4 separate regions of the Mus musculus genome follow, and all the other regions are linked to region 4. Evidence: chromatin loops called from intact Hi-C (ENCODE). Cell type or tissue: left cerebral cortex. All regions are shown on one strand. Links, peaks and the distances in the headings refer to the core of each region. The heading gives the core; the rest is flanking DNA.

Region 1 (7,478 bases), core at 1,052-6,051, 140 kb before region 4:
AATCCTAGTTAGGAAATTAGAACTAACTAATGAAATAACTGGATACAACCCCAAAGTTCTGCCAAGGGCAAGTGATTAGGTGACGTTTAGACCAATCCTTTAAGAATTCTACGTGAATAATGTCCCAGGGGCTCCAACAGCTTCTTTTGGCATCAGAACTCACTGCACATATGTGGCTGGTGCTCATGCAAACAAGCAGGTCCATGTATATACACGATACAAAAAATAAATAGATTCCCAAAAGAGGATGAACTGCCAATGCCGTGATACTGAAACACTGAGCAACTTCTGTCTTGTCCCCTGTCCCTGTATGTACACTTGCCCTTTTGTCTCCACCTTTCAAGGGGCAGCACAGAGCTGCAGCTTCGGACCCTGGGCGTCTAGCCTCAGATCGTGAGCATGCTGCACATTTGCATGCATGTGTGTGTGTGTGTGTGTGTGTGTGTGTGTGTGTGTGTGTGTGTGTGTGTTATATGCATATGTGTGTACAGGTGTGTGTATGCATATGTAGGCTGGAAGTCTTCAACTGGTGTCCTTGTCAATCACACACAATCAGATCTCTCACTGAACCTGAACCTCACCAATTCCTTTGGACTACCTAGCTAGCAAGCCCCCAGGGACCCCCCTGTCTCTGCCCCTCCTATAGTGAGATTATAGATGTAGGCAACCACACCTGGCTTCTTACCTAAGTGCTGGGGATCCAAACTCAAGTCTTCATGCTTGCACAAAAGTGCATTGCCAACTGAGCCATCTTACCAACCCCCAGATCACTTTTCTTTATAAATTACTGGCCTTGGGGGCTGCAAATTTAGCTCAGTGGTTAAAAGCACAGCTCACAACCACTTCCAACTGTAGCTCGGGGACACCCAACCACTGCCCCACTGCCCCACTCCCCACTAAATAAATAAGTAAATTATTGACCTTAGCTATTTTGTTCTTTCTTCAGAAAATGGACTAGAACAGGTTAATTTTATATAAAGGACAGCTCACTGTCTTCTTTCTCGAATGGGTCCATGCTGGCTCCTGAGTCCCAGGGTCCTTCCCAGAGATAATAACTGGAGCCATGAAGAGTCGAAGGGCCTACCGACTATCATCCTCCGCAGCAGACACTACTTCTCCAGCACAGCCAGACTGACAGGATAAATCAATGGCAAGGACACTGTCACCCCGCCAACCTGATCCACTCAATTTTCCTGTGAATTTAGCAGCCTGTGTACTTTGTAAGAACCCAATTGTATCCTGACACTTTTTAAATGATGCTTTTTTAGATCCTGCTATAATTTATCTTTTACTTGGGAACAGCTCTACTTCCATAACCATTTGGAAGAAAGAGAGTTGGAGTGTGGGGGAACCACACCACAGTGGCTTGGCTTCATTTATAACAGTCCACACTCAGTAAAACACACGGAATAGAGGTTTGCCAAATGTGAATTCCATGTCAACGGCCCGTCTGGGTAAAACTTGAGTGGTTTTAGTTTGAAAGAAAATACACATTTCAGAGATGTTTACAGAGTCGAGTCGGAACGAGGATAAGCTTGTGGGTGTGTGAGAAAGAACATATGTGGGTGTAAACAAACCCCGAAGCTAAGATTTGTACTCATCAGGAAAAGGGCTCCGTTTTCCTCTTTTTACTCAGAGAGATAACTGTGCGTGTATTTACATGTGAGCATGTATGTGTGAGTGCTTGGTATTTGTTTATATGTGTATGCATATGCATATATGTGCGTGCATGCATGTGTGATGTATGTTCATGTGTGAGCATGTATGTGTGTATATGTACATGTGTATACATATGTGTGCATGTGTAGGTACACATGTGTTATGTGTTCACATGTGTGCTGGTATGTATGGTTAACTTCAGGCTTTTTCCTCTACTGCTCTCCACTTTACTTTTGAGACAGGAATTCTCACTAACCCTGCAGCACAGGAAGCCGGCTAGACTGAGCTTGAGGGATCTATTATGTCTAACCCCCACCCGGAGCACTGGTGTGACAGGGTATACTATGCCCAGTTTTTACGTGGGTGCTGTGAACCGAAAGTTAGGTCTTTATGCTTGTGTGGCTGCTGTCACAACCACAGCCATGTCTCTAACCTGAAAGAGATGATTTCCAATCTGTGAAAACTCAACGTGAAGTGAGGCACCACGAAGACTCTCTGGGGGATGTCCCGCCTCAGTCTCAGCCTTAATATCTGCCCTTGAACTTGGTGGCCAAGGAGTCATCCCCAGCTTCTCCATTCAACAAAACATTCGACAGTCATACTTCTGCAGCTTGAATAGAGCTCTGGCCACATGAGTCACTTGACTATTTTATCCAGGGGCAGGGGCAGGAGCAGGGGCCATAAATAACAGTCAGGGAAAAGTGAATTGTGTTTAGCTGGATCCTAAAAGGATCATTTAAGTTTGTTTACACAGTCATCTTGGTGTATCAAGGAAACTGAGGCCGCAATGACCCCTACCTAGCGTGGCCAAGTCAGTTGGAGAGACTTCCATGACGACGGATGCCACGGTTGGGGAAATGGCTCAGTGGGTAAAGCACTTGCTTCAGAAGCCTGAGGGATTTGGCTTCAGGCTCCCAGAACCCATACGAACAGAGATGCAGTAATAAATCGAAATTCAGCGTGGTCGAGCCCAGGGCTCCTGCAGTGAGATGGGAGACTTACCAGAACCTCATGGTGAATAAAAGACCTTGCCTCAAACAAGGTGGAAGACAGGCATGGACTCAGAACCTGGATCCCAGTAAACTTCCCACAACACTTTGTCTATTGTCCCTGAGTCAGAAACCTCCTAGTTCCCTGGGGTTGGGTGGGCAAGTCAAGAAACACAAGAGACCAGCACCTCACAACCTCAGAGTGAGAAATGTTGGCGTGCCCCACAGCAGCAAGGTCCTTGGGAAGGGAGCCCTCACTCTGGGGGGAGGGGCTCCTACAAAGGACCCTTGTCCACTGGTAAAGTCATTTAAATTCTCCTGCAGACCCACACCTGGGTTGGATGCCAGCTTGAGGAAACAGCCGCATTTGTTCTAACTGGGCAGACCTCATTTCCAAGGCGCTTTCCATCTGTTACCTGACATGACCCTCTGGAGCCTCAGTGAGAAGCAAGATGGGAGCTGTCCTTCTCAATGGCCCAAGGAAGGAAGACAACACCATGCTGGAGTTCTGGGACGGTGTGTGTGGGGACTTTCTCAAGAGCTGTCACACACCCCACATGGTTCTCTACAGCCCAATCCAGCCCCCAGGTGCCTTCCAGCTTGTCTCCTAGGTGACTCTATATCCTGTCAAGTTGAAAGTCAATGACTATCCACCACACCCAGCAGAGGTTCCTACAGGTACAGGCAGGGAAAGTACTCCACTTCTGAGTAAAGGGTCAAGATGGGAAGCATGGTTTTGTCCACAACTGCTTGAAGCAAGAGATGCCACCCCATTTGTGGCATCCCACACTTCTCCCCCCTTGAGCCCCCTCCAGAACACAGATATAGACCCACCAAACGGGTATGAGGTGTGACCTTAGCATAAGGACTGACCAGGAGCAGTCTAGAAGGAACAAGAGGGGAAGAGAATGCACAGGAGGAACAAGACCAGGACTGCTGAGAGCTACAGACCACAATTCTGTCAAACCAGGGGCATGAGGGCTCCAAGTAGCCCTTCTTTGTGACAACATATGCATCTGTTACAAAAAGCACACGGTAAAACTAAGCCAAGCTGAGGAAACGGCTCAGTTGGGAAAGCAGTCGTGAAGACCTGAGCCTGATCCCCTGTAACCAGTGTCTAAATGTGGAGCAAGGTGGCACATGCTTAGAATTCCAACTCTAGAGAGGCAGAGACAGAAGGATACCTGGGGCTCAAAAAGCTGGCCATCTGATTGGTGGGTTTGAGGTCAATAAGAGACCCTGTCTCAAAAGAGGTGGACAGCTTTCCTGAGGATGATGTCCATTGTATCCTTTGGCCTACACACACACATACACACACACACACACACACACACACACACGCACGAACTCGCACCTGCATGAACACACAAAGACATGAATAATAAAATAAAACAAGGTAAAAAGTAAATAAGTTTTGTTGAGATCTCAGAGACTGGGTAAACATCTGGAGAAACCGATTACATCCCACATTAAAACTTGGCAGTGGAGCTGGAGAGACAGCTCAACAGGTAAGGGCACTTGCTGCTCTTCTAGAGGACCAGAGTTCAAATTCCAGCACCCACATCAGGCAGCTCACATCCAGTCACTTGTAATTCTAGCTTTAAGGGGGTCCAATGTCCTCTTCTGATCTCTAGGGACACTGACACACATATGCTACACACACACACACACACACACACACACACACACCTGAAAATAAAGCACTAAAAAAATAAAGTGTTCACAATAAGCAATAAGTGGGATTGTCAGGCAGCAAGCAACATGAATTGCAAATGCCCCTAAACTCAGCTGGAGCCACCACAAAACCCTGGCAATTCCCAGACAGTCACCGCAACGGGCCTCTCCTAGGCAGTGATTAATATGCAGTCGACTGAGAGGAAAGCCTTCCTTCTGCCAGTGGGAAGGAGGAGGAGGTCAGGTGGCTCTTCCCAGAATCAGGAGACTGTCTGCCATATACAATCTTGCTCCGTGCAGGCTTGGTCAGTACCGGGGCTTATGCAGAAGAAACAGCTTTGCCCAGTATTCCCCAGAGCCAGCTCCGCAAAGGCCTAAGGAGGCGCAATCCGAGGGAGATCACCACTCAGCTGCCCTGCAGGAATGGAGCTCAGAGGCCTGTCCATCTTTTTAGTGACCTGCTTCTGAGAGTTTCTTCATCCTTCCTTTCTTTTTTCCCTTTGGTAATTCCTTCTAAGACACTGCCCTGAATACGGAATCACTTGTTCTTGTAGGGCTCAGACCAACTCCTGTCACTTTCTTTTTTAGGGTACGCAAGACTTACAATTCCCAGTTTTCTATGGGGGAGCTGAGCCAGAAGTAACCGCTTTGCAATGCTCTGAATAGAACCAGTTCTCAGAAGATCCTTCAAGAAGGCTCAGCTGCTGGGCTGCAGGCGCCCAGCAGGAATCTCCATTGTCAGGGAGCCACACACAGGCCCGGAGGGGGAGGAGGTGAGGGGGATCTTGGGGCCACCTACTTTTGAAAATGAACCCTCTTTGGGGGTTGGGTTTGAATGCTTACCTAGGGCCCTCCCTCCCTTCTCCATCCAATACTAAGAGCAAAAAACCCCCGCCAGGCTTAGATAGATGTCAGCCAGCACGTACGTGTACACACACACACACACACACACACACACACACACCCCAATAGAAATGAGAAACAGTGGGCTGGCAAGATGGCTCAGCCCATAAAGGTGCTTTCTGCACAAGCTTCATGACCCAGTGACTGGAGAGTTTAATCCCTCCAATCCCTGTAAAGGTAGAAGGTGAGAACTGACTCCACAGAGCTGTCTTTTGACCTCTACACATATACTTAAGCACATCCATAACCCCCCCCCCAACCCCGACACACACATACCACGGATGCACACATTACAATAATAAACAAAATTTAAAAACTAGAAGAAACAAAAGCACTGACAACCCACGGCAACCTAGCCACTCTCCCAAACCACTTGAGGACTTGCTAAGATGCTTTAATATCTTAGAAAGTCACCTCAGTCTATAATGGAATAATGGTGTACACTCCTAAGCAGACCACTGGCCCCATGTCACAGGGAAGTCGTTTTGTAGAGGAGCACTCTATGGCCCTCTAGATTTCCAATCCACTGATTCAAAGCTGCAGGAAGCCTACCTCATCATGTCCCCAATATGACCCCAAGATAGGGACATTAGTAAGAGTGACTTGCTTTGGAGACAGTGGGACACCTCCAGGACATTGGGGACAAGTGGCCAGGGGTGGTAAGGGGGCATCAGCTGACATCTGTTATCTATGGGAAACATGCCTGTTGGGCCATACTGTGTGTACCAGACACCCTGACAGCAGGCCAGAAATGGGGGGGATAGCTCAGGTGACAGACAGGCAAGCAGCAGGATCCACAGCAACTGTGTAGCAGGACGGACAGAGTGTGGATTATACACCCATGTTCCCAAGGGCAAACAGAGGTCTGGACACTGTCCTCCTACTTGTGTGTCCATCAGGGACACTAACTGTGTGACCTTAAGGTTCCTCACTCCCTCCAGACCTGGGACCCCAATCCCTTTCCTGAGAAAAACCTCGCTCTGTGGAACCAGAGAACCTTCATGAGATCATAAACCAAGAGGGGCACAACTAGAGGACTTGAACAAAGACACCAAATCTCCCGTCCCTTCCCCTGCCCTCCCCTTCTTTAAGCGGAGATGGAGTTCAAGCTCAGACCATCCCGAACAACTCTGGTTGATACACCTCCCCAGGAACACCTTCTCTGCTCTATACCAGTGTGCTATTCCACAGGCAAGCCAAGCGGCCCTTCCTCCAGGAAGGCTCCCTGGCTTTCTCTTCCCCCCACCTTGGCCTCACCTCAGCACTCACTGTTGGGTGAAATTCACCTGTGACTTGTCACAGCTCCTGACTGGGCATCACTTATGTTCATCTCATCTGCTCTATCCCCACTGGCAGGTGCCCAAAACCTACTTTTTCATTTGCCTTGTGCCCAGTGGGTGCCCAAGAAATTTTGCTGATAAGTGGACTGGACAGAGAATGAGAAATCAGACACAATACTGGGAACTGTTCAGAAAAAAAAAAATCTCCAAGAAGTGAGTGGACGTGGCTAAGACAGGCAGAAGATGCTTGTCCTGGCTCCTCCCCACCACCTGGCTCCAGCTCCCTGAAGCTGATTCTTGGTGTGTGTGCGCATGTGCACACACTCTCATTTCTAAGACCCTGTAACCTGTCACAATAGAGTAAGCACAGATGTCTCGGGGATGGGCGGTGGGGGGGAGAGCGCGAGCACTCACCATGCCTCACCATCCCAAACACAAACTGGCAGAGCTGTGCTCCTAACCCCACCCCCCATCCCCCAACACCAGGCTTCATGGGAAACACACCACTTCCAGTCTGCATGCCTATAGCTGTTGTCTACCCCTTCCCTGAGCCACATGCATAGGGTCTTTTGTGTGTGCCGAAGAAAACAAGCCCTTTAGTTAAGAAGGTAAATGTGTAAACGCACTGGGGATGCCATTCAAAACGGGAGAGGACTCAGAACTACTGAGCTTGGATCTTCAGGCTCAGTCATCAAAAGGAATGAACAAACGGAATCAACAGGTGTCGCAAATGTCCCAGAAAAACACCCCCAATAAAACCAAAAACATCTCCCATCCTGCCAAAACAGACAGCCACGAGGCCAAGCTGCAGGGCACTTTGGCAGCAGAAAATGTTTATTAGGAGCAAGCCGCCCTTCCCTATGAGAGCCCTGTTTAGCCCACTGGCTGCTCCTAGTGAGGCTTCTTTTCAGCATCCATCCAGTCGGAGAGAAGGCAGCCTATAGGGCAAGGGCTTAAGAGGGCCCATGCAGGG
Region 2 (7,478 bases), core at 945-5,944, 290 kb before region 4:
CTTGTCTTGTTACTGTGTGGTTGAAGGAAGGTGGGTCTGGGCGCTGCCTTTGCAATCACCTTCAGGCCACAAGCACTGCCCTGCCAGGGTCTGGGACAGTTCTGCTCCTGGGGGACCATTTGCCCCTTCTGGGATGATGAGAACATGCCACCAGGCCAGACTTTTTTGTGTGTGTGTGCATTCTGGGGGCTGAACTTAGGCCCTTGTACTTGGAAGGCAAATGCCTTACGGATTGAGTTATATTCTCAGGCCTGCCTCCTTTTCTGAGACAGAGTCTCATGTACCCCAGGCAGACTACTAATTCTCTATGTAGCTTATATGATATGAACTTCTGTCTCTACCTCCTGAAAGTTAGGATTATAGGTATGTACCAGCACACTCGTCTGTCTAGTGCTGGGAATGGAAACCAGGCCTTTGTGCGTGCCAGGCAAGCGCACCACCAACTGACATACTACACCTAAGCCCTGGGGGTGGGGGTGGGGGGAGAGTTTGCAAGATGTTTTCGAGTCACGTACATTGACAGGTTCTTAAAATTGATATCCCCTCCCCCGCCAAACACTTGTGTCGAAATATTTTGTTGCTGTGCCTCACGTGGGCACCTGCACGTCCCTTCTGCTGATTCCCCCATGTGGCGTGGCTTTGAGAAGCCCAGTTCTGGCTGGGTCCCAAGTGCTGAGGCAGCAGAGCTTGCCAACCTGATTGTTGCATGGCTGGTCGTAGCTCATGTTCCTGCCTTCCTGAGGGATTTAGCGCCTACTCATCATCAGTTGAAGTGTCAAGGACTCTTTTGCTGGAGGAAATAAACTTGCATCTTGCACTTTTTACCTGTAGGAATGTAATTGTCATTCAATCTGTCACCTGCCAGAGAGATGGCTGTGCCTTCCTTTCCGTAGAACAGCCTCTCTGCAGGTTAGAAGAAGAGAACTGAGAAGTCTTGGCGTTCAGCGAATGGGGTCCTTTGAAAATACATTTTTATTACACCTCTTTAGTGTGTACACATGTGTGCACACTAGAGAGAGCACACGTGTGCATGCAGGATCACAGCACAGGACACTCTGGAGGTCAGAGGACAACTGTCAGACGCAGCTTCTCCTTCCACTGAGTGGGTCCTGGGGAGTGAACCCATCTTCAGGCTTGTTGTGTGTCCTTACCTGCTGGGCCATCCCACTGGACCCAGAGTTGGGGAGGCTGTGAATGAAATACAAAGGAGTTGACTGTGATGGTGGACAGCCAGAGAAGTGCAGAAGACAAAGGTGAGCAGACCCAGGCCTCGGTTCCCCCCTCCCAGCCTCACAAGGTCAAAGGAAATAGAGTGCTTACAAGAATGTAATATCGCTGTTTGGATCCGACTGGACCTACTGCTTCACCTCCATCCTTCTGGGCTTCCATATAAGCACACAGAGTCACGGGAACACACTGAGCAAGGTCAGGGCTCTTGCCCTCCCAGCATTAGCACTGATCGATCTCTGCAATGGCCGCTGTTGCTTCTGCTTCCTCTTCCTCATCGTCCAGCTTAGCAAAAAATGTATGTGTATGTGTTTTCAGGTCCCTAGGAAACCCAATTTTCCCAAATTCCAAAAGGTAGAAGGGACACATGGCTGTCTGTGGTTTCTATTAGCACACCAAAGGTCAGGCTGGCCTCCAGACTCCCTTCATATCACAGCGCCTGTTACAGGGTTAGGGTTTATCCTGGCTCTTCTCACTCCTCCCCCACCCTAGCTCCTCTAGCTCACCGCGTTCCCTCCCACCTCACTATTCACTCTTATAACCATGTTAGACATGATCGCTTTCTTTGTCTTTCCCTCTCTGTTTTTGTCTCTCTCTGCCTCTCTTTTCCCCATTCTCTGCTCTCCTGCACTCCCCTGATATCTGTCCCCCACCCCCCTTCTCCTCTGTTCCTGTTTCTCTCCTGGCCAGTCAGATCCAGTCTGCTGGCCACGATCAGTCTCCTACTTTTTCTCTCTGCTGCACACTCCTCCAGATGCTTCTGGCTGCTCTCTCCATCACAGCTTTAATAAAAGTCTTCTGTCTCAACCATACAATGGAGCAGTCGTGTTGTCAGTTAATACATTTGTCTGTCTATGCACCTGTGTGTGGGTGCCTGGAGCTCAGAAGAGAGCACTAGGTCTCCTGGAGCTACAGGCAGTTGTGAGCTGCCCAGGAACTGCACTCTGGTTCTCTAGGAGAACAGCAAACACTAGTAAATGCTAAGCCATTTCTTCAGCACCCCTCCCCATTTTAAGACAAAGTGTCATGTAATTTGGGCAGACATTGAACTTACTATGTAACCAAGGATGACCTTAAACCCCTGTGTAAATGTTGTGTTCTTCTGTGGCTACTAGCAACACACTATGTTTGTTGTGGCATTTGGAAGGCGGTGACTGAGGTGCTATGCAGGGAATGTATAGCCCCAGTGGTGCCTAAGTTGAATGACATGAGCTACAGGCTTAGGGGGAATTCCACTCAGGTGCAAACACTCTGTCATGGGAATGGCCATTTCTTCCCAGAAGGTCACACTTCATTTTTAGCAATCACTGAAACCCCCTAAACAGGCCTTTAGACAAATCCTGGCCTTGGTATGCCTGTCATCTTACCCAGGTGGCAGAGTCAGGCCTTAAGTGGGAGGTGGCGGCATGGACTACAGATGCTGCCAGTGTCCTCTCCTCTACCTGGGAACTCAGCTTCCAGTCTCCTGCCATTTGAATCTTATCAGAGCTGTCGTCCTCTGACAGAGTCTCCCTACTGCCCCAGATTCGCCACCCAGAATGCCTTGCTTATCACTAAACCAACTCCCTCAGCCCATCTAACCAGAGAGATAGAAACTAGAGAGGAGGATACAGATGGCTGTCTATTATGTGCTGATGTTAGTAGTGTTGCTAGGGTTACAGTCTGGGCCCTACAGCCCTAACAAGCCATGCTCAGCAGCCCATTCGCAATAGGCTAATTAGACCAGAAATAGTGAAAAGCAGAGGGAGGGGAGTTATTCACAGTGGCTATGGAGGTGAGTGACCCTTTAACAAGACCTTCGAGTTTAAATAGAGGGCCAGAGGTATGTATGGCTAAGCCTTGCAGGAGCTTGGTCCAGTCCCTCCCTGACCTCACCGTCCCTCCCTCACTGATGTGGCCCCGCCCTTCACTGATGTGGCCCCGCCCCTCACTGGTCTATTCCTGTCTCACTTCCACTCTCTCCTGTAAGGTGGTCTGACAAGTTATCAACATCCTGTGAGGTCTCTTCCTGGGACACAAGCTCCCCTCTGGCTAGCACCAGGATCCCTGTCTACTCTCTCAGTACTCCTGGGGAAATGCCAATCTCGTGGGATCCATTGTCTCAGTAGTCTGATAGCCAAAGGGAGGCGAGCAGATGTCTCTACAGAATAGCTTTATTTTTGCTAGAACTGTAACACTTGTTTCCTCAAGAGGGACTATATTTACAAGTGGCCCCTCAACAGCTGTCCCCTCTGGGACATCTCCTGGACAACTTTGTCTTCTGTCTTTATTTCTCCTTTATAAACACATGGATCTTTCTGTCCACCTCCCCAACCCCTGCCATCCCCTAAAGGAAGCCCTGAAGCCATTTGTCTCATTGCCTGAATCTGAATCTGGCTCCCCAGAGATCAGCACTACAATCCTAACCCAGTGCTCTTTGTAAACAGATACCAGGGGTTGGGAAGATGGCTTAGTCAGTATAATTCTTGTCTTGGAGGTGTGAGGACAAAACCGCCTCCTGTAGTGGGATATACTTATAATTCCAGCACTGTGGAGACAGACAGGTCCCTGGGCCTCACTAGCCAGCCACCCTAACCAACTTGGTAAGTTCCAGGCTAAAGAGACCTTGACTCAAAATACAAGGTGGATAACATTTGAAGAACAACGTCCCAGGTTGCTCTCCGGCCTATACACACAAGTATATACATATCCAGATACAAAAATGCAGTTGCACACACAAGCTCCTTTTTGGTTGCAGTAGGAGAGAAAGAACACTAAGGGGCGCTATTGGGCCACTTTCAGCTCCTTCCTCTTCAAACTTCCAATGCTCTGGACTGCCCCAGATCTTTTGAATCTCCAAGCACACCTGTATTGAAAAAAAACCCTACATCTATGTCTTCCTAGATGCTCACATCCCCAAATTCTGGGCCACACCTTCGGACTCCCCAGATGTTAGATCCCTAATTTCTCAAACCATCCCAGCCCCAGACCCTTACGCTCGAAGTCCTCAGACTGTCAGCTCCAGGTCCCTGTGACCTGCAGCTTTCCCTGCCCCTGTCAAGAGTTCATGCCCTCGCTGCTCTACCTCTGGACTCCTAGACTCCTAGATGCAGAAACCTTGCACACTGCAGTCTTCAGATCCTTCCAGAGTCCTCATAAGTGTCCTGGTAGGAACGACTCTATTCTAAAAGGACACGTGCTCCTCTGTCAGACTATTGAGATGATGCACCCCCCCCCCAAATTGAGAACTTCCCCAAGCACCTCATGTTGGGAGAAGATAATGGCTGAAGGCTGGTGCCAGCCAGAGGGGGAGCTTGTCTCCCAGAAAGAGATTTCACACAGTTCTGACAGCTTGACAGACTACCTTGCAAGAGAGATGTGAGCTCAGACAGGGATGGAGGGCAGGACCACACCTTGACCGGGACAGCTTAGTTATGCACCGCTCTTGCCCTCTGTTTAAACCTGAACCTCATGAGTGCCCTGAAGATGGAGTTAGTGGGAGAAGTGGATGTCTTTATTTGTTCCACTCCCCAGCGCAGCCCCAGTGAGTAGACCCTCTCTTCTCTGCAATTCGGCATCACTTGAGTGTTTAAGTGTCCTATGGAGGGCAGGTGGTTCTAACAACTCCAGTAACTTGTAGACCCCTCAGAGCAATCAGGCTTCTACAACCTCCCACAGACCCCTAGACTCTACACAGCTAGAGACCCTGGGCTCAACTTACCCCACTTCTACCAGCCCCCCAACTCTCCACGCCAACATCTGTGCCCTTCAGTCACACAGTATCCTCATCCGAGGCCCTGGGGGAGTTCTGTGCCAGGGATCTGGGTGTTGGTCACCCCATGAACTGGAAGATGGGTGCCTGCCTGTCTTTGGTGACAGCCATTACACTAAAGCTCTGGAACCCTGCCACCAACCGACCCACATTCTTCATAGAGGAGTAAACAAAAGCATTGTGGGAAAGAGGAATTATTCTGTTCCCTGGCATTTTAGTAGCAGAACCGCAGGCTGTCCACTGTAGGGCACTTACAGTAGTGCCTGGTATACAGTAAGTGCTCAACAAATGCTGGCTATCATTAGCATTACTGGAACCCACACACTCAAATCAGCAGTCTTGGCTACTACCCGGGCTGACCTTGCCCAAGGCCCAATTTGAGACTGTTCTATCTTCCTACTGTTTAGATTATGGGAGTTGGCCCAGGGTATCATAGTCAACACAGTTCACGATTAAAACCAGAACTAAGACAGGGGAAGGTGCCTCAGTTGGTAACGTGCTTGCCATCCAAGCATGAAGACCTGAGTTTGAGATCCAGGATCTAAGTGGGGAAGCCAGGTGTAGTCTGAGTGCACTGATGAGCGGTCAGGTGCTTGCTGCGAACCTGGCAACCTGAATGTGATCTCTGAGATACACGTGGTGGACGGAGAAAACTAACTCCTGCAAGCTGTCCTTTGATCATCACATATGCCCCGTGTCACATATGCATGCACACAAGTATACACACATGCACACACACGCACACGCACACGCACACGCGCACACACACACACACACACACACACACACGACCAAGACACCTCTAAGTCATGCTGCCCTTGCTTAAAGTCTGGTCTCCTGGACAAGCCAAGGAAGGAAGCAGACTGGTCCAGCACAACACATGCCTTCACAGGTGAGGGAAGAGGCACCAGGTAGTGAGCTGTGATTGGCCTGAAGCAACAGCGGGGACACAGGCAGGACTAGGCACTGCTGCAGCTCTTTATTGCTCAGTGAAACGCCTGGGAGGTCTGCCTACACTGAGACCTCAAACACTGGGCTGCTCCACCTGGCAGACACATCCTAGGCTGGGGGAACACCCCGGGGTCTGGCTCACTATGCTCAGCCTGAGTGAAGAGGCTCTGAAGTACTCCTGTCCCCAAGTTCTGAAAGAGCCATTCCTTCCTATCTCCACATTCTACTTGTGATAGCGGTGCTGTCAACTTGACAGGACCTAGCATGGCCTAGGAGACCAACCTCTGCTCATGTCTGTGAGGGAGTTTCTAGGTTGGGTTGCTTGCGGTGGGAGGACCCACCCTTGCTGTGAATGGTACCGTCCCATGACTAGAGATCCCAGTCGGAATAAAAAGGAGAAAGTGAGCTGAGCCCCAGCAGCCATCTCTCTCTGCTTCCCACCTTTGGATGTCATGTGACCAGCCGTCTCACCATGGTGTACGGTGCCCTCGAACTGAGAGCCCTGCTTAGCCCTCCTATGCAAGCTGCTCTCACCGGGTATTTGGCCCCGCCCTTCACGCCGGCGAGTATACATCCTAGCCAACTCTCCTCTTGGAAGTTCATGATGGCATCGTAACTTTAGTAGGGTCCCCAGACAAACTCCTGTTACCCTTTAGCCTTTTGGTCTATTGTCATTGGTCCCGTGGCTTTGGCAAACTTCACTCATCTGAATTTGGACAGTAACCCATGAAGGATATGGGGTGTTAACAAACCTACAACAGCCCCAGAAATATGGGCTCCATGTAGCCAAGGATGGCCTTGGACTTTTGATCTCTTGCCATCGATTCTCAAATGCTGGGATTCCAGACTTGTGCCACCAGGGCTACTTTATGCAGTGCTGGGGATGGAACCCAAGGCCTTGTACACACCAGGCAAGCTCTCCATCCTCTGGATAAATGTCTCCTGCCCTTTATCCCTCAAGCTCAGAGGTTCTCAACCTTTCTAACGCTGCCACTCTTTGATACGGTTCCTCATGTTGTGATGATCCCAACTGTAAAATTACTTTAATTGCTACTTCATAGCTGTAATTTTGCTACTGCTATTAATCGTGTGTCTGATATGGGGGATAGTTGATATGTGACCCACCCCCAAAGGAGTCTTAACCCACAGTTTGAGAACCGCTGTTCGAGCCAGTGGTCTGAGGAGCAGTTCGTCGCCTTCAGGAGATTTATGCCTCACTCCCAGCCAGTCACTCCCAGCCACTCACTGGGTGCTGCACAGTTTTTTGTTGTCTCTATTTCTTTTCTAGTTTCCTTCTCTGCTCCCTGCCCAAGCCCTGTCTCAGCTCAGTTCTCAGGGGAATCCAAGTAGATAGGAGAACACGGCTGAGGAAGGACTGCTGCCAGGCAGTGTGCATGATACTCAACCAGTGGCCATCAGCCTTGCCAGGTCTCACACCGTTCAGCTGTGGCCCCAGCCAACACTGAGCAAAGCAGACCGCCCACCAAGGCAGGTCTTCCATTCCACACCATGTGCTCCGGCGCCCTCTGCTGGTAATTACAGGTTCTGT
Region 3 (7,478 bases), core at 2,390-7,389, 77 kb before region 4:
AGGGAGGCCGGAGCTCATTCTCATTCCTCCTCACCCTGGCTGACGGCTCCTAAGTGCCTGAGTGCTGCTGGGGCTCAGAGACCGTGCGGAAGGCAGGGAGGAGATAGGAACCCTCTGAGGGCAGAAGGAGCTGAGCTGTTGAAATGACCTCAGGAGGCAATGAAGGACACATGATGCATCCAGCAGTAGCACTGCACACTCAGGTTCAGTCTGGGTAGTACATGCTCGGACTAGAAGCAAGGTATAGGCTCACACCTAAGGACCAGTGCATAAATAGAAAGTCCATCGTCCAGCACAGCTCAACTACAACCTAGTCAGCAGTGAACACTATACCCCCAACAACCCAGGCTGTCAGGCAAAGCTCCTTCACCCATCAGTGACCTGTAAGCAGTCTTACACACAGTGCATGCATAGTCAGACACACGCAAGCATGTATACCCTGCCCACAACTAGCTAACAGGGGTGGAACCCTGCTGTGAAACCTGCATATAGGTTTACAAATGTCACCCCACTCTGGTCTCTGAGCACCCAAAGACCTCAAGAAATGCTCTTAGTGAGCCAGAAGTGGAAGTGACAGAAGCAAGAGGCCTGGAGAGCTCATACAGACCCCCCTACCCCACACTAAAGACCTAGGATCTCCTACCAAGCTTGCCCACACTTCCCTACCTAGCAGACACTTGGGAAAGTGGTGAGGCACCCTATTATGGGATGCTAATGTGGGCCAATGAGGGTAAGATTCTCAGAGAGGCATCAATGTTCATCTTATTTAGGAGTCAAGCACACCCTAGCAGGCTGCAATGCTTAACGCTAACTGTCAACTTGGTAGGGTCAAGAGCCTATCTAGGAGACAAGCCCCCTAGTCTGTGAGGGCCTTTCTAGATTGGGCTGACTGAGGTGGGAAGGCCCACCCTTACTATGGGTGGTTATGTTTTCTAGGCTGGGTCCTAAAATACATAAAAGACGGGGTGGGGAACAAACTGAGCACGAACACTTATTTCTCTGTGACTACAGAGGCAAGATCACCAGCCGTGCCAAGTTCCTGCCACCATGTCTTCTCTGCCACCGCGCACTGTGTACCCTTAGACTGTGAGCCAAAACAAACCTCTCCTTAAGTTGCTTTGCTGGGTATCTTGTCATAGCACCGAGTAAAGTAGCTAACACAACCCTGATTCCCAAATTGGGACAAAGATGGCTCCCCAGAGACACAGCTATAGGCAGAGGTGGCAGCTACACATGGACTACTGTGGTAAACTCTTTGGCAACTGGGTGCTGTTCATCTGGCAGAGCTGATGTGGCTCTCTGGACACATGAGTGCATGTGTGTTAAGTGTGTGAGAAACGTAAGGACCGTGTGTATGCACATGTTCCGATGTGTGAGGGGTGTGTACAGGTGTGAAGGTACAAGTATGTGCGGATATGGATGACAAGGTTGCACACATGTGCATGCACATGTGGCTGCCAATGTGTGTGAAGGATTCAGGGGATGCATGTGTGTGATAATAGTTGGTGCACAAGTGTACATGTATGTGTGGTACATACGTACATAGGTTTTGGCTAAGGATGGGGAATGTATGCATGCAGATTGTGTTTGACAAGTAGGTCTGTGAGAAGGCTGTGCATGTCTCTGGTGTGGAGCATGCAAACACATGAAGTGTGTGGTCCAGCCCAGCCTGGTGAGCTGGGGACACCTTTGGAATGGTTGTAAGGAACAATGACTACGGGCAATCATTTAAGGAAGCTGGTTGTCACAGAGAAGAGCAGTGTAGGATCCCTTTTAACATCAGGAGAAATGGAGTGAGGCTGTCAAGGGGGCTCAGGGGCAAGGCTGCTCGCTGCCAAGCCCCACGACAGCGTGAGTTCTATCAGCAGGACTGACATGGCAGGAAGGAGAAAGGACTCCGCACATACAGTGCGGCATGCAGCCACCCTCCCCCGCTGCACAGATGTGTAATTTGCAGGAGGAAAATGGAATGATTCAGTAAACTCCAGCATCCAACCAAATACACCCTGGCTTCTGCTTCGTCCACAATTTGTTTAGAAGCACACTTTCACCTTCATGGCCAATACCACCACCAAGTGTTCTCTGTGCGCCTGGGGCTGTGATGAATGGGAATTTAACTTTCATTTCTTTCCAGGGTCCAGACCTGGAGAAGACAGAGGGCAGGGTTAAAAGAAATGGTCTGGCGAAGGCACAATAACCCTGGGGGCTGGACACACAGCCAGGGCAGGAAAGAGGCGAACTCACCTTTAATTGCTGCTTCCCCAAATCACCTCAGCTACTGTAACCCTGGGTTCCTAGCTCCCTTCACAAACAGAAACAGGGATCACTTAAATGTCTAAAGTCTTTGTGTTCCTCACCCGGAAGCCTTAGCATGTCTTTGGGGTTGACAGCTCTAATGACATAGACATCTCCAGGCAAGGGAGACCAGACTCCAGTAAGAGGCTGGCTTCACAGTTACTCCATCTTCATCTACAGCAGCATTTCCTCAGAAGAGCCAGCTGGCCCAGGGCTCCCGACCCCAGCAGGCCTTCCTCACAAATAAAACGACATGGGGTCAAACCAGGGTATAAGGTCTGAAAGCTTTAAAAATCCATGAGTCTTTGAACAAGCTCTATACAGATTCTTTTAAAGTATTTCTTTTTCTTTTTTTTTTTTTTAAATGTGTTGAAAGGGCTGGGGCTGAATCTCAGTTAGCAGAACATTTACCTTGTATGCACAGGGCTCCAGGTTCTATCCCCAGCACTGCCTGAGCCAGGTGTGACAGTGCACATCTGTAATGCTGACACCTGGGCAGTAGAGGCCACAGGACCAGCACTTCAAGCTCATCATTGGCATCATAATTACTTTGAGGCCAACCTGGGCTACATGAGACCCTGTCTACAAAAAAATGCTAGTAAACTATAAAAAAAAGTTAAATTTCCCATTATAATCTTTTTATACATTGTTTAACTTGTATTTATTTTCTCATTGGGAAGGAGGCACCCATGCAACTGAGCACATGGAGGACAGAGGACAACCTCTAGAAGCAGGTTCTCATCTTCTGCCACGTGAGGCCCAGGGACAGCTCCGGTTATCAGGTTTGGTGCCCACTGAGTTGTGTTGGCTGAGTCGTGTTGGTTATGCCGGCCTCCACTATAGCCATCTTTACCACCAGCCCAGGGGTGTGGTTTATCCTGCGTGATCTCAGCACCACCTCCAGAACCTTCTTTGCCATCCCACCTCCACTTGCAGGCTGAGCTTCTTTGCCATCATCCATGACGTACCCATCTCTTCCTGTCATTCGCCTCTGCTTACTTTCTTCCTCTATGAGTAGACTGACTACAGTTGGGAAGGCACAGGGCACTGCTCAAGAATCACATGTGGGGTGCAGGATGGCTCAGCAGTTAAGAGAATCTGTTGCTCTTGAAGCGGACATAGGTTCAGTTCCTAACACCCACACAGGGGTTCACAACTATCCATAACTACAGTTCTAGGGGATCATAGAACCTCTTCTCATATCTGTGGGTACCAGGCATGCATGTTATGCACATATACATATGCACACAAAACACTCGCACACATTAAAAAGAAAAGAAAATAATCAAACACTACATATCTCCTTGTAACTGGCGTATTGCACTCGGCACCATATCTCCATGGTTTGAGGTTATAGCATGAGTCAGGGTTCCTCCCTCTTCAAAGCTGACTGATAGTCCACCCAATCTACAGACTACACTTTGCTCACTCACTGTGATGGTTTGTATATGCTTGGGCCAGGGAGTGGCACTATTTGGAGGTATAATCTTGTTGGAGTAGTTGTGTCAATGTGGGTGTGGGCTTCCTAGTCCTAGCTGCCTGGAAGTCAGTCTTCCACTAGCAGCCTTCAGAAGAAGATGCAGAGCTCTCTGCTCCTCCTGCACCGTGCCTGCCTGGGTGCTGCCATGCTCCTGCCTTGATGGTAATGGACTGAACCTCTGAACCAGCCCCAATTAAATATTGTCTTTATATTGTTGCCTTGGTCACGGTGTCTGTTCATAGCAGTAAAATCCTAACGAAGACACCCACTTGCCCATCAGTGGACACTCAGATTGATTCCCAATGGGTCCTCAGTTATCCCTGGGCAACACCACCAAGAGATGAGCCACTCCTTCTTTTGTCATTGCCCAGGGTGGTTTAGATTAACAAAAAGCAGCCAGGCAGTGGTGGTGCACGCCTTTAATCCCAGTACTTGGGTGGATTTCTGAGTTCAAGGCCAGCTTGGTCTACAGAGTGAATTCCAGGACAGCCAGGACTACACAGAAAAACAAAACAAAACAAAAATAAAACAAAACCAAAAACCAAAAAACAAGCAACGGCTTTGCTGATCATGGTCTTAGCTCCAAATCCACTCCCCACCTATGTGACCAGGAGTACTCAGATCACAGGTCCCTAATCTGGAAAACAGGAAAGAACACAGAGGAACCCTGCCTTTGGAAGTTCCTACTAGAGATCTGTTGAAATCCTCAAGTGAGGCCCAGTCAAGAGAAAGTAGGCCTAGCTGAGGAGTCTCTGTACTGTAGGGCATCCCCACTACCTCCCTAGCCAAGGGCAATGGAAAGTGTGCACTGAGTCTGGTACACACAGACTGTGTGGATGGAAACCCAGAAACAGGATGCATGGAAATGCTAGTCAGAAAGGCCCACCGTGTGGCTAAAGAAAGCTTACTTGACGGTGACCATGAATGTGAAGTAATGGAGGCTGACTAGCATGGTTTGCCTCTGCTGGCAGCTTCCCAGAACCCATCACGGTCTCCTCTCTCTGACTCACTCAGTGCGATGTGTGCTACAAGCAACCTAGCTGCCTCCAGACAGGACCTGGCTGCCACCCAAGGCCCTGCTCCCTCACAGCAGAGTCATCACGGGATAGTCTCCCAGTGTGTCCAGCTGTGAGGGCTTGGGGGAGCCTCACTCCTGGTGTTCTGTCCCACACTGGGACGCTGCTGGACCACAGCTGACACACAAGGCTCTAAACAGCTCAGGCTCACGTAGAGACATCTGTCAACCAGCAGACACGGGCGGAAGCAGGGTCCCTGTGATCACCCGCCCAGCTATGCCCAGTTTATCCAAACATCCGACTGCTGGTGGCAGGGAGGATGGGCCTGGAGGGCAGAAGGCAGCAAGCTGGATGGGGAGACAAGTCATCGGAGCTGACTACAGGGGGCTGGGGTTCTTGCTTCACAAGCACAGAGCCCTGGGCCTGTTCACCCAGCATAAGCCAGGCGTATGGAACACACTTGGAATCTCAGCATTCTGGAGCTGGGGGCAGCAGGACCAGCAGGTTCCTAGAGAGGTGGGCACTGCTCCTGAGTGAGGCAGAGGCTCCACACACTTTGCAGGACATAGGATACTGCTGGGCTACACCTGAAATGGATGATTCTGTCTGGAGGGGATGGTGTGAACAAGGAACATCCAGGTTCTCATGACACCTGGAATCACAGGCATGCAACAACCACACCCAGTTTATGCAGGGCTGAGGATGGGACCCAGGGCCTCAAGTACACTAGGCAAGTACCCTAGGAACTAAATGATAAAGACGGTAAGAAGTTAACGTTACCCTCACTATACCCAGGTCAGGGGAAAGACATAGTCTATTTCCTCACTGTAGACCTAATCACCTTCCCCACCCGACAGACCTCACAGGCTTGTTTGCTTGTTCTGTCTCCTTCACACATGCTGTGTGACCAAGAACAAATGGCTTAACCTCTCTGAACTTAGTTTTTACTGCTGTTTCCACTGCTTAGAAGATAGCTCAAGGCCAGGCATATGGTTCAGTGAGTAGAGGCACCTGAAGCATAAGCCTAAGGACCTGAGTTCAATCCCACGAACCCACATAGGAAGTAAGATGCAGCTGTACACATCTGTAATCCAGAGAATCAATCTGCGGACGCTCACAGGCCAGCTAGCCTGGAGTCTACTTCACAACCAGGAGAAGTGAGACCTGCCTCAACAAGGCAGGAGAACTGACTCCCAAATGTTCTCTCTGAGCCCCACACATAGGTGCTCACGCTCACTAATTATATGTGCACGTGTGTGTGTTTTAAGAAGGCACCCCAACAAAAACCCAGCCAGTACTGGCCGCTTTGACTTCCAGAGCCAACAAGTCAGAAAAGTCTTTTTCTCCTGTATCAAATAAAGTTAACTTGCTACAGAACTCCATTAATTAATGAATCTCGGATTTGTGGTTTGTTTGTTTTGGAGACAGGGTCTCATGTGGTCTAGAGAACTTCAAACTGTATGCAGGGGGGGATAAGCCTTACCTTCTCCCAACACAGGAATTACAGGCACACATCTCTATGCCCAGTTTCTGCAGGGCTGGGGATGGCACCCAGGGCCTCGAGCTCCCTCAACAACCACCATAGGAACGAAGCTACACCCCAGGCCAACACACTGCTTTTGGCCCATAAAGCATAAATAGTTTTGATCTGTGCCTAGTTTTATAGGAATGGGGCCAAGGGCTGCCACGTACGTAAATCCTTCTATGGGGACAGAAAAGGCAGCTCCTCTCAGACTGAATGATTGCCACTGTCCCTGTGGTCTCAGCCTGTCAGAATCCCACAAGCATCTCTCCCTCTACCTAGCCTCATCCTCTGAGTCCTAAGCAAGGCAGCTCTCCTCTTTCAGCCAAAGTCAGGGAAATCAGCGTTCTCTACAAGAGACTCCAGCAAGAGCCGGGCAGTGGTGGCGCACACCTTTAATCCCAGCACTTGGGAGGCAGAGGCAGGCGGATTTCTGAGTTCGAGGCCAGCCTGCTCTACAAAGTGAGTTCCAGGACAGCCAGGGCTGTACAGAGAAACCCTGTCTCGAACCCCCCCCCAAAAAAGAGACACTCCAAAAAACCCTCTGAACCTTACCTACATATGAGGTATTCTGTGCATGTCCCCAGGCCACCCATGCTCATTCATAGTCGCCACAAACCACTACAAGTGGCCAATCAGAGGGATCTGCCGTGTGCATCTGACTCTTCCCACGGAAGCACAGAAACAGGTTTCAGTATCTGCTGACCTCCTTCTCTTTCATGCCTATTGAGTACGCGGGCACTGTCCCTAGAAATGCTAACGGGGGTCTCCCTATCTGTTCCTGACTCCAGCCCCTTCACCCCAACAGAGCAGTTGGGTTTATAGGTTTAGCACTGCTGTAGGTTGTTATATTATGCAAGACCAGGGGCGGTTCCCACGACAGAAATTAAAAAGAGATTCAAATAAATGATCTTTGGCTATGAGATAGCATCCCTGCAGAGCTTGCTATAATCGGGACCAGAGGAGGGGTGTAGCCACTGCCCTTCTTACATCCTTGGCTCTAGAAGCAAGATAAAGGAGCAGAGCAAAGTGGGGGGCTCACCTCATCACCCCTAAGCCTGTCTCTCATCATGAACTCAACCTGCTCAGCATCTCAGATGAGAGCTTCTGGGGTCCACCATACCCGGGCTGTGCATTGGAAATCTCCACTGGGGAAGGAGGAAAG
Region 4 (7,478 bases), core at 1,495-6,494:
AGTCTTTAGTTGGCATTCCTCACATGTCCATGCCTCTGATGCTTAGTGAAAAGAAGAAAGGAGGGAGTTGCTTCCCTGGGGTTCCCTTTCAATGGGCCCTGGCCCAGCAGCTGCAGCTGTCCACAGTGAAGTCCACCTGGCCTCTGGCCCCTGATGTGCCAGTTAACAGGCTACAGGTAGACCTCCCACCCAAGACCCCCGCCTAAAGACACAGGGAAAGCAGCCCCACCTTGTTCCCTGCGGTTTGCACCAGCGAAGGCCAGCTGCACCCACAAGGTTTTAGGACTCTGTTTTTGAGCTTTAACAAGCCAGCTGGGTGTGAGGGGTCACAGCCGCATTCACAGTGCATACAACAACCTCATGGTCTCATTTAAAGGGAACTGCTAGTGTCTGGGCACTGAAGTTTTCCGGGAGTGGAATGCTGAGGGAAGAAGAGTACTTAGTGTAGGCAAATATCCAATTTTGTCTGCCTGCTTGCAGACTGTCCCGGATTCACTAATCCAGCCCCAGGGGCTGCACTGTGTACAGGGCTCTTGTAGAAGTACAAAAAAAGAGTGAAGTATTTGTGTATTTTTCAGGCTGCAGTGCAAACAAGCCAGCTACAGAACACAGCCCCTGAGACCCCCACAGCAGCTAGGAAATGAGCCTGTGACCAGTAACCACACACACACACACACACACACACACACACACACACACAAACACACCCTCTTACAATTATGCAACTCAAAAGCACACCCTCTTTGATTGCTCAGTGCTCAATGTTCTTCCAAGCCTGCAAGGCCCAAGGAACATCCTGAGAAAGTGAAGCTAACTCCATATACACTTCAAGGTGGTCCTCCTTCCAAGCAAGCCCGGCTTGAATTTGGGAGAAGACCTCAGTGAGTCTGAATTCTGTGCATATTTCCACCATCTCAGTTCCCACCTAAGCACAGAAACAGATCTATCAATCCCAGTCCCAGTTCGTTCATGGAGGAGTCCAGCCCTGGGTGGGAAGATACTTGCTTCCCATCGGCCTCTCCCACAGATACAGGACAAAGACAAGAGCAGATCTCCTACAGGGCACAGTACACAGAACCTTCTTCTGTGTGTTGTGACTCTAAGCCCCCTAGAATCAGGAAATACCTCATGACATTTGGGGGCATCCTAAGTCTCCCTAAACATAATTAATGTTAAAACTCATCAGGTGAGCTTTCCATACAGCAGGCAGCGTCTGAGTAGAAACTGTATCCTGAAGAGGCCATACCCAACTCTTGGAACCCTCTAGAGAGAAGGAGCTGGTTGGAGAAAGGGAAAGCAAGATGTAGAGACTCTAGGAGTGAAGCCTTTAGCAGGAGGGGTCTGCGTGGTTTAGATTAGACATTCTGGGATTAGTGCCCAGGATAGAACAGAAGCTGGGAGAAAGCAAGAGCCTCAAAACTCAAAGCGAGTAAGCATCAGGAATGTTTCCTCCTACTTGGGGGAGACCAATCCAGGTAGGAACACAATGTATTCCCTCCCCAATTCCAGACCAACTGAGCCATTGAAGGGGCTAGTCCCCCAGACACACGGAAGCCTACTCAAAAAGGGAAACCGCAGCCAAGGTGAGGAAATGGGCGGGGAGGGGGCTCGAAGGAGAGGTGGCTAGAACAAACAGATAACATCAGGGAGACTTGTGACAAGCCCGCCTATTCTGCCCGCTATCCCCCCCGTGCTGTATATTTTGGATTTCACCGTTTATTTACTTTTCTTTTTTGGCACCGAGCCCCCGGAGCATGCCAATACAATATTTGTTTAAACACTATTTTATGCCGCTTGCGAGGGAAACGTTTACTTTCAAATTCTCCAACATCCCCCAGAGCCTCGTCTGCAAACAGCATATGAGCGTTTTACAACTGTTCCCTTTATCTGAAGCTGTGGGGATTAAACCTTTACACGCCCAGCGAGGGCGGAGGGGCAAGGGGCCCAGGACATCGTGCGGCCACCGAACAGCAAGATGAAGGATGCCCCAGCTGGGGAACAGAGAGGTACAGAACCCATCCCTTCCCAGTCTCTGAAGGATGAGACTACCAAGAGAAGTCTCTCCTACCCCTGCTCCAACTGGGATCGGCTCTGGGAATCACAGGACAGTTACACACACAGACACACACACAAAGCCTGGAAGGAGAGGCGCCCTGGGGGATCCCCACAAACTCCTTGCGTCTCTGTAGCCAGGTCACTCGAGGTGAAGCGCAAGGGCTCCATCCTTAGTGTCCTCAAGCTCTAAAAGTCAGGTTTCCTAGGAAATGAGAGCAATTGCTGCCGGGCTGAAAAGGAGCCCAGTTGGGTGGACTTCCAGCTCCCGGCGCGGCGGGAGCCCTCTCGAACTCACTCAAGCACACGGTCCCTCCCCCCACCCCCAATCCCGGAGGAAAAAAAACGCTCCCCTCTCTCTAAACCCTTAATAGGATTGGCGCCCAACTCTGTCCGCGCCGCTCCTCATCCATCACACACAGATCAAGTTGCAGTAGTGGATTTTTCAAATTCCTCAGCAAATATACTTGTTGAGAGATTGCTTGGGGGGTGTTAAGTGGGGGCTAGGATGAAAGCGAGGAGTAGGGGGAACCGATCCCTCGGCGAAGGATTACGCGTGGATCCATTCTGGAAGTCAAGGGGATCTGGAGACCTAGGATAAGAGAGAAAGGTAAGGAAGCCAGAACCGAGGTCCAGAGACTGGCGGCGGAGGGAAGGGGCAACAGGGTTCAACGAGAGGGAAAGAAGGAAGAAAGAAAAGACTGGCTCCTGGACGCGGACTCGCAGCGCGGAGAAGTAGAGTTGCAAGTTTCCAAGTGGCCGGCGGCGGTTGCAGCACACCGCACAGTCCCACAGGCGCGCTCCCAGCTGCCCATCTAAGGGAGCTTCGGCGCACCCCAGCCCCCACGTCGCCCCCAAACAGTTCCAGGCTCCAAGCGGTACCACCGGTCAAAGACCGGCCTACCCGAGCAACCCAAGAACAAGAAGCACTTCCCCTCAAGTGGAGGGCTGTGGTAATAAAATCGACCCCGGCCACGAGTTCTGATCCCCAAGATCCTCCTTAAGCCCTGCCGCTGCTGGACCAGGGCACTAATCAGGGTTGCCTTCTTTAGCCGGCCCCCCTAAAATCAGTGTCACGATCTCGATTCCGGTAAACGGATGAGAGACACTCCAAGACCGCCACAGCATCTCAGCCGAAGCTGGCCAGGCTAGGAAGTGCTTCGCCACCAAGAGTAAGGGGAGGAAAAAAAAAAAAAGAAAGAAAGAAAGAAAAGAAAAAAGGAAGGGTGGGAAGGCCAATGCAACTTTACCGAGGAGACAAAAGTTTGCCTCTAGCATGCAGGTGGCCTCTCGGGCGCCGGGCAGTGGTTGCAGGGCCCCATCCCAACTTGGCTGGAGTGGGGCTGCCGAGTGCGGGGGCTCCGGCTGCCGGGGCGGGGCTGGCCAGGCAGAGGAGGGGACCAAGGCGGGCGGGGGACTCGGGCAGTCCCTAAGGACACCAGGCCAGCAGCTCCGGGCGGCTGCGATGCTACGCACGACCCGTGCTCCTTCCTCTGGCTCCTCCTCGCCTTCCTCCGCGTCCTCTGTAGCCGCCGCCGCCGCCTCCCGCTCCTCCTCGAAGTCTCATTGATGAGAGGAGTTTGAAAAAAAGTCCGCGGAGCCGTGCTGCCTCGGCTGGCGAACGCCGGCACTCATGCAATCCATCAGCGTCTCTGGGATGGCGCAGCGCCCCCGCGCGCTGAGCTTGGGCAAACCCTGATCGTCGCGTCCTTAGCTTGCCCGCCCCGCCGCGTGCACCCTGCCTCTGAGGCTGGGGGTGGGGGGACACCACCCTGGAGGGGGATTGCCAGCGGGCGAACACAGACTCTCCCCCACCTCAGCTCCAGCAAGGAAAGCACCCCTTCGGAAAGTTCCAGCGGGGGACCAGAGAACCCAGGAGTTAGGGAGTGGGGGTGGGGGGTGACGACCCAGACGCCACTCTGGAGGAGAAGAGCTGGGACTATCGCAGATTCTTCCAACCCAGTTCGGAGGAAATAAAGCACCCCTACCAGAAAGTTCCAGCTACAGGAGCACACGCCAGTCTCAAACACTTTTTCTAAGGCGCCGGGTTGGGGGGTTGCTAACTCAAGTCAGATGAGCTCCGGAGCTCGGGCGCTGCGACTGCTGGTTTCAATATCTGAACTCCCCCTTTCTTCCCAACCCCCTCAGCCCTCCGCTGGTTGTTCCCAAAACTCCCGGATCCTCTGTGCGCCGTAGCAGAAGGAAGACACGTGGGTTGGGAAGCAAGACTGGATTCACGCAGGCCCTCGTCGCCCGGGCAGCTAGTGCAGGTGCCCGGGGTCCCAGGCGCCCCTCGCCATGGCTCGCTCACGCCGCCATCTGAGAGCACGCCGGCGACAAGTGACGCCAACCTTAGGCTTGCTGCTTATGTTTTGCAGTGAGAGGGGTCTTTCTTTCTTTCTTTCTTTCTTTCTTTCTTTCTTTCTTTCTTTCTTTCTTTCTTTTTCTTTTTCTTTTTCTTTTTTTTCTCTTTTTTTTTTAATCCCGGAGACTCCATTGAAGCTGCTGCAGCCAGATGGAAGTAATCAGAGGGAGAAGGAAGAATTAGGCTCACCGAAGTTGCAGGCCAAAGTGTAGATGAGGCTGTTCATGAAAGCATTTGCTTAAGTAGCCCCGGCTTTCCATACAGTCCAGAACTGTCCACTCCAAGAAGCAAGCAGGCAGCAAATGGCCGTGCCCTCCCAAGCCATGGGACTCAGCTTCCTCTCCTGGGCTCTGCTCTTAGAAAGCTGCCCGCGGGACTTCTTTATATTTCTTCCTGAGGTCTAGTTCCTTTGTATTGCTTAGCCTGCCATAGGGTATCCTCCTTTTAAAGGTGGAGTGACTGATGCCTGAGGACGCTTAGAAACTTGCCCACAATAATCTAAGGTCGGTCCATTTAAATAGAGGTGTCCTGTTGAGAATGTTGGTCACATCTCTTTCGAGCCCCTCCTTCTCAAAGCAAGAGAACCAAGCCTCCAGACCAATTCCACCCTGCCTTAGAGAAAGCTCCTTCTCAGCCCATGTTACTCACTGATTGGATCACTGTTGGTGGACGGCACAGTTTACACCGTGGGCTCTCCCTTAGCTTTATTTGTTTCTGCAAGTCAGTATCTATTTTATGAAATAGCCCAAGGCATTCCAAATGCTATGGATACTCTCCTTCCGAGGTCCACTTCCAAGACCCTGAGTTTTACATTTAAAGTTTATATTCCACATATTGATTTTGTGGGACAGGGTGTGAGGTCACAGTCCTCTGGCAGCAGTCAGAGGACAGGGCAGAGGGGGCTGTTTCTCTCCTTCTGTCATGTGGGTGCTGAGGACCCCACCCAGGCTCGCAGCAAGCACCTTTGCTGGCCTAGTCTTTTACTGACCTTGACTTACTTTTTAACAGAAGGGGAAGTGCTGTGTCCCATTCTTCCTTTCTTGTTACCTTCCTTCTTGATCTAGAGCGGGGAAGGGCAGAGATGCTACAAGGATTTGATGCTAACTTTGTCTTCCCCAAAGTCATCTTCCCAGGTTGGAAGTCAGGGGGAGTGGGGGTGGGGAGGTGACAAGGTGTTCAAATGGAAAACTTTCTGGTGTGGCGATACATGGTGGGGTGTGACAGGACGTTTTTCTGAGAAGATGCAGCTTGTGTCTACTTCTCTGCCCCTCACACCCAGGGAGGAACCCACAATAGTCCAAAGTGTGGATACCACTGCAGTCTGACTTGGTGAACCCATGAGGTTTGTGTCTTACAGGCTGTGGATGAGGAGTTACTTACAGGAACGGAAATGACTCAAAGACCAGCTGCACACTGAAGCCCACCCCAGTGTGGGGACAGCTTACCAAGCTGGGAACCTGTGCACCAGGCGGCTCAACAGACTGGAGAGTGTCCTGTGCTCTCCATGCCTCAGTGGGGCTAAACCTCTTCCAGACAACCAGCCGCTGTCTGCTTCTTTCAGGCTGCTGCTCTGGTGTCCAGACTTTGCCCCTTTGGCTTGTCTGAGCGTCTCCTTGGCAGCCCAATTTCTTCATGTGAGGGAGACTCTCAACTTTTATTATTTATGCTGGCAGGGAGGGGCCTAGTGATTCTGGTAAGTTCCAGGGCCTTCCTGAAGCTATTTTGAGTTGTTTACCTTCCTGTTCAAAGAGTTTCCCTGTAGGGTGGACTCTCTTTCAATCTCAGAGGAAACCTAAGTTAGGCAAGTGCCTTCGGTCCTAAGACTCCAGAGGCAGACAGACCTCTGAGGGTGAGAAGCTAGCCTGGTCTACACTGCCAGTTCCAGACCAGCCAGGGTCATACAATGAGACCCTGTCTTTAAAAACAAAAAGAATAATAATAAAAATAAAACCTTACAGAAGTCAGTACGGAAAATGTGGGATAAAGGCCATGGAGAAGGGCCAGAAGTCAGGGCACTTGGTGTGGATCTATTCTGACTTGATTGGATCCCTAGGACTCACGTAAAGTCAGGACAGACTCCAGCAGATTGTCCTCTGACCTCTACGTACCATCTGTGACATTTGAGCCCCGCCCCCAATACATGTAAACAAACCCCAGAAAAACAGAAAGAGATATCTGAAGGAGGCTGGCTTTTTCCTTTAAATGTCAGAACATCAGATGGTCACTCCTCCCGGCTGCTTCTTCTCACTCCCGCTGAGCTTTCCGAACATAGACAGCAAAAGTGAACCCTCTCCCTCCCTTGGCTGCATTTAATGACGCCATTCATATGGGCCCTGTGAAGCCAGGACTCCTTTCTCCTGGCTGGAATATTAGCGGAGTCAGCTGATTACTTCATTAAAGCTTGTCTCTGTGGGTTTCTTTGCGTTGTAAAGTTTGTGGAGAAATCTAAACAAATCAGCATCTGGAGAAAGAGGGAGAGATTGCTCTTTCTCTGTTTTTCTTCTCGGACCAGCTCAACTCCTGCCAGAATCCAGGCCCTCACCAAACCTTCCTGGCTTATTTTGGCAAGACAGTGGTAGCAGAGATGAAGGTGGAAATGTTTGGGGTTTGAGGGGAGCTGAGAAAACAGCACATCCCACTGTCTGCAGATGGTCAGAAGAGGTGCTCGCTTATCCCAGAGCTTATACTCAGTGTAGGGCATTAGTCAAGTCCGGCTTTCTTCTGCAGCTTTCTGTGTAGCCAGTGCTAGTGTCGTGACACCCACCATGGTGAGTAGCACCCACAGCATCCCTCCTTCCCTATGCTTCATAGTGATAAAGATGGACAGGGATGGAGGAAGTGGAAATGGCTTTTCTTGTCCTTCTTGGTGATTTGAATAGGATGTTTCCTGTAGTCTCATCCACTGCAATGCTTAGTTACCAGTGAATGGAATTGTTTGGGAAGAATTAGGAGGTGTGGCCTTGTAGGAAAAGGTCTGTCACTGGGAGTGAGCTTTGAGGTTTCAAAACCCACCAATACCCTCTTCTTTTCCTCCTCTTCTCTTTCCCTCTCCTCCTCCTGC

What was found. Hi-C counts contacts between places; a loop is a spot of excess contacts. Peaks named below come from ENCODE experiments on the same cell type or tissue, not always from the same donor. Only the 100,000 strongest peaks of a DNase experiment are listed, where the experiment ranks them.
Region 1: a loop joins it to region 4, with 5 times the contacts of the local background. A loop is called at or near these places in 5 of 42 quality-filtered maps.
Region 2: a loop joins it to region 4, with 4 times the contacts of the local background. A loop is called at or near these places in 6 of 42 quality-filtered maps.
Region 3: it touches region 4 in a loop (2.4-fold over the local background); 7 of 42 quality-filtered maps call a loop at or near these places.

What each region holds. Positions count from the first base shown.
Region 1 is chr1:118,906,299-118,913,776 of GRCm38, forward strand. The region is part of intron 2 of Gli2 (GLI-Kruppel family member GLI2); the gene reads right to left. Among named protein-coding and RNA genes, the nearest start is that of Mir6346, 44 kb to the right of the region's middle. In left cerebral cortex, for the core only: no CTCF peak of the experiment used is centred there; DNase peaks (open chromatin) are centred at 1,379, 2,976, 4,573 and 4,970; H3K27ac peaks cover 452 bases.
Region 2 is chr1:118,765,051-118,772,528 of GRCm38, forward strand. No RefSeq gene overlaps it. Among named protein-coding and RNA genes, the nearest start is that of Tfcp2l1, 140 kb to the left of the region's middle. In left cerebral cortex, for the core only: a CTCF peak has its summit at 3,982; a DNase peak (open chromatin) is centred at 3,985.
Region 3 is chr1:118,971,910-118,979,387 of GRCm38, forward strand. The region is part of intron 2 of Gli2 (GLI-Kruppel family member GLI2); the gene reads right to left. Among named protein-coding and RNA genes, the nearest start is that of Gm51642, 14 kb to the left of the region's middle. In left cerebral cortex, for the core only: no CTCF peak of the experiment used is centred there; a DNase peak (open chromatin) is centred at 4,801.
Region 4 is chr1:119,050,000-119,057,477 of GRCm38, forward strand. It overlaps Gli2 (GLI-Kruppel family member GLI2), which reads right to left and starts at 3,620. Exons shown (of 14, transcript NM_001081125.1): 1 at 3,303-3,620. In left cerebral cortex, for the core only: a CTCF peak has its summit at 3,711; DNase peaks (open chromatin) are centred at 1,845, 2,227, 3,656 and 4,213; H3K4me3 peaks cover 2,847 bases; H3K27ac peaks cover 1,425 bases.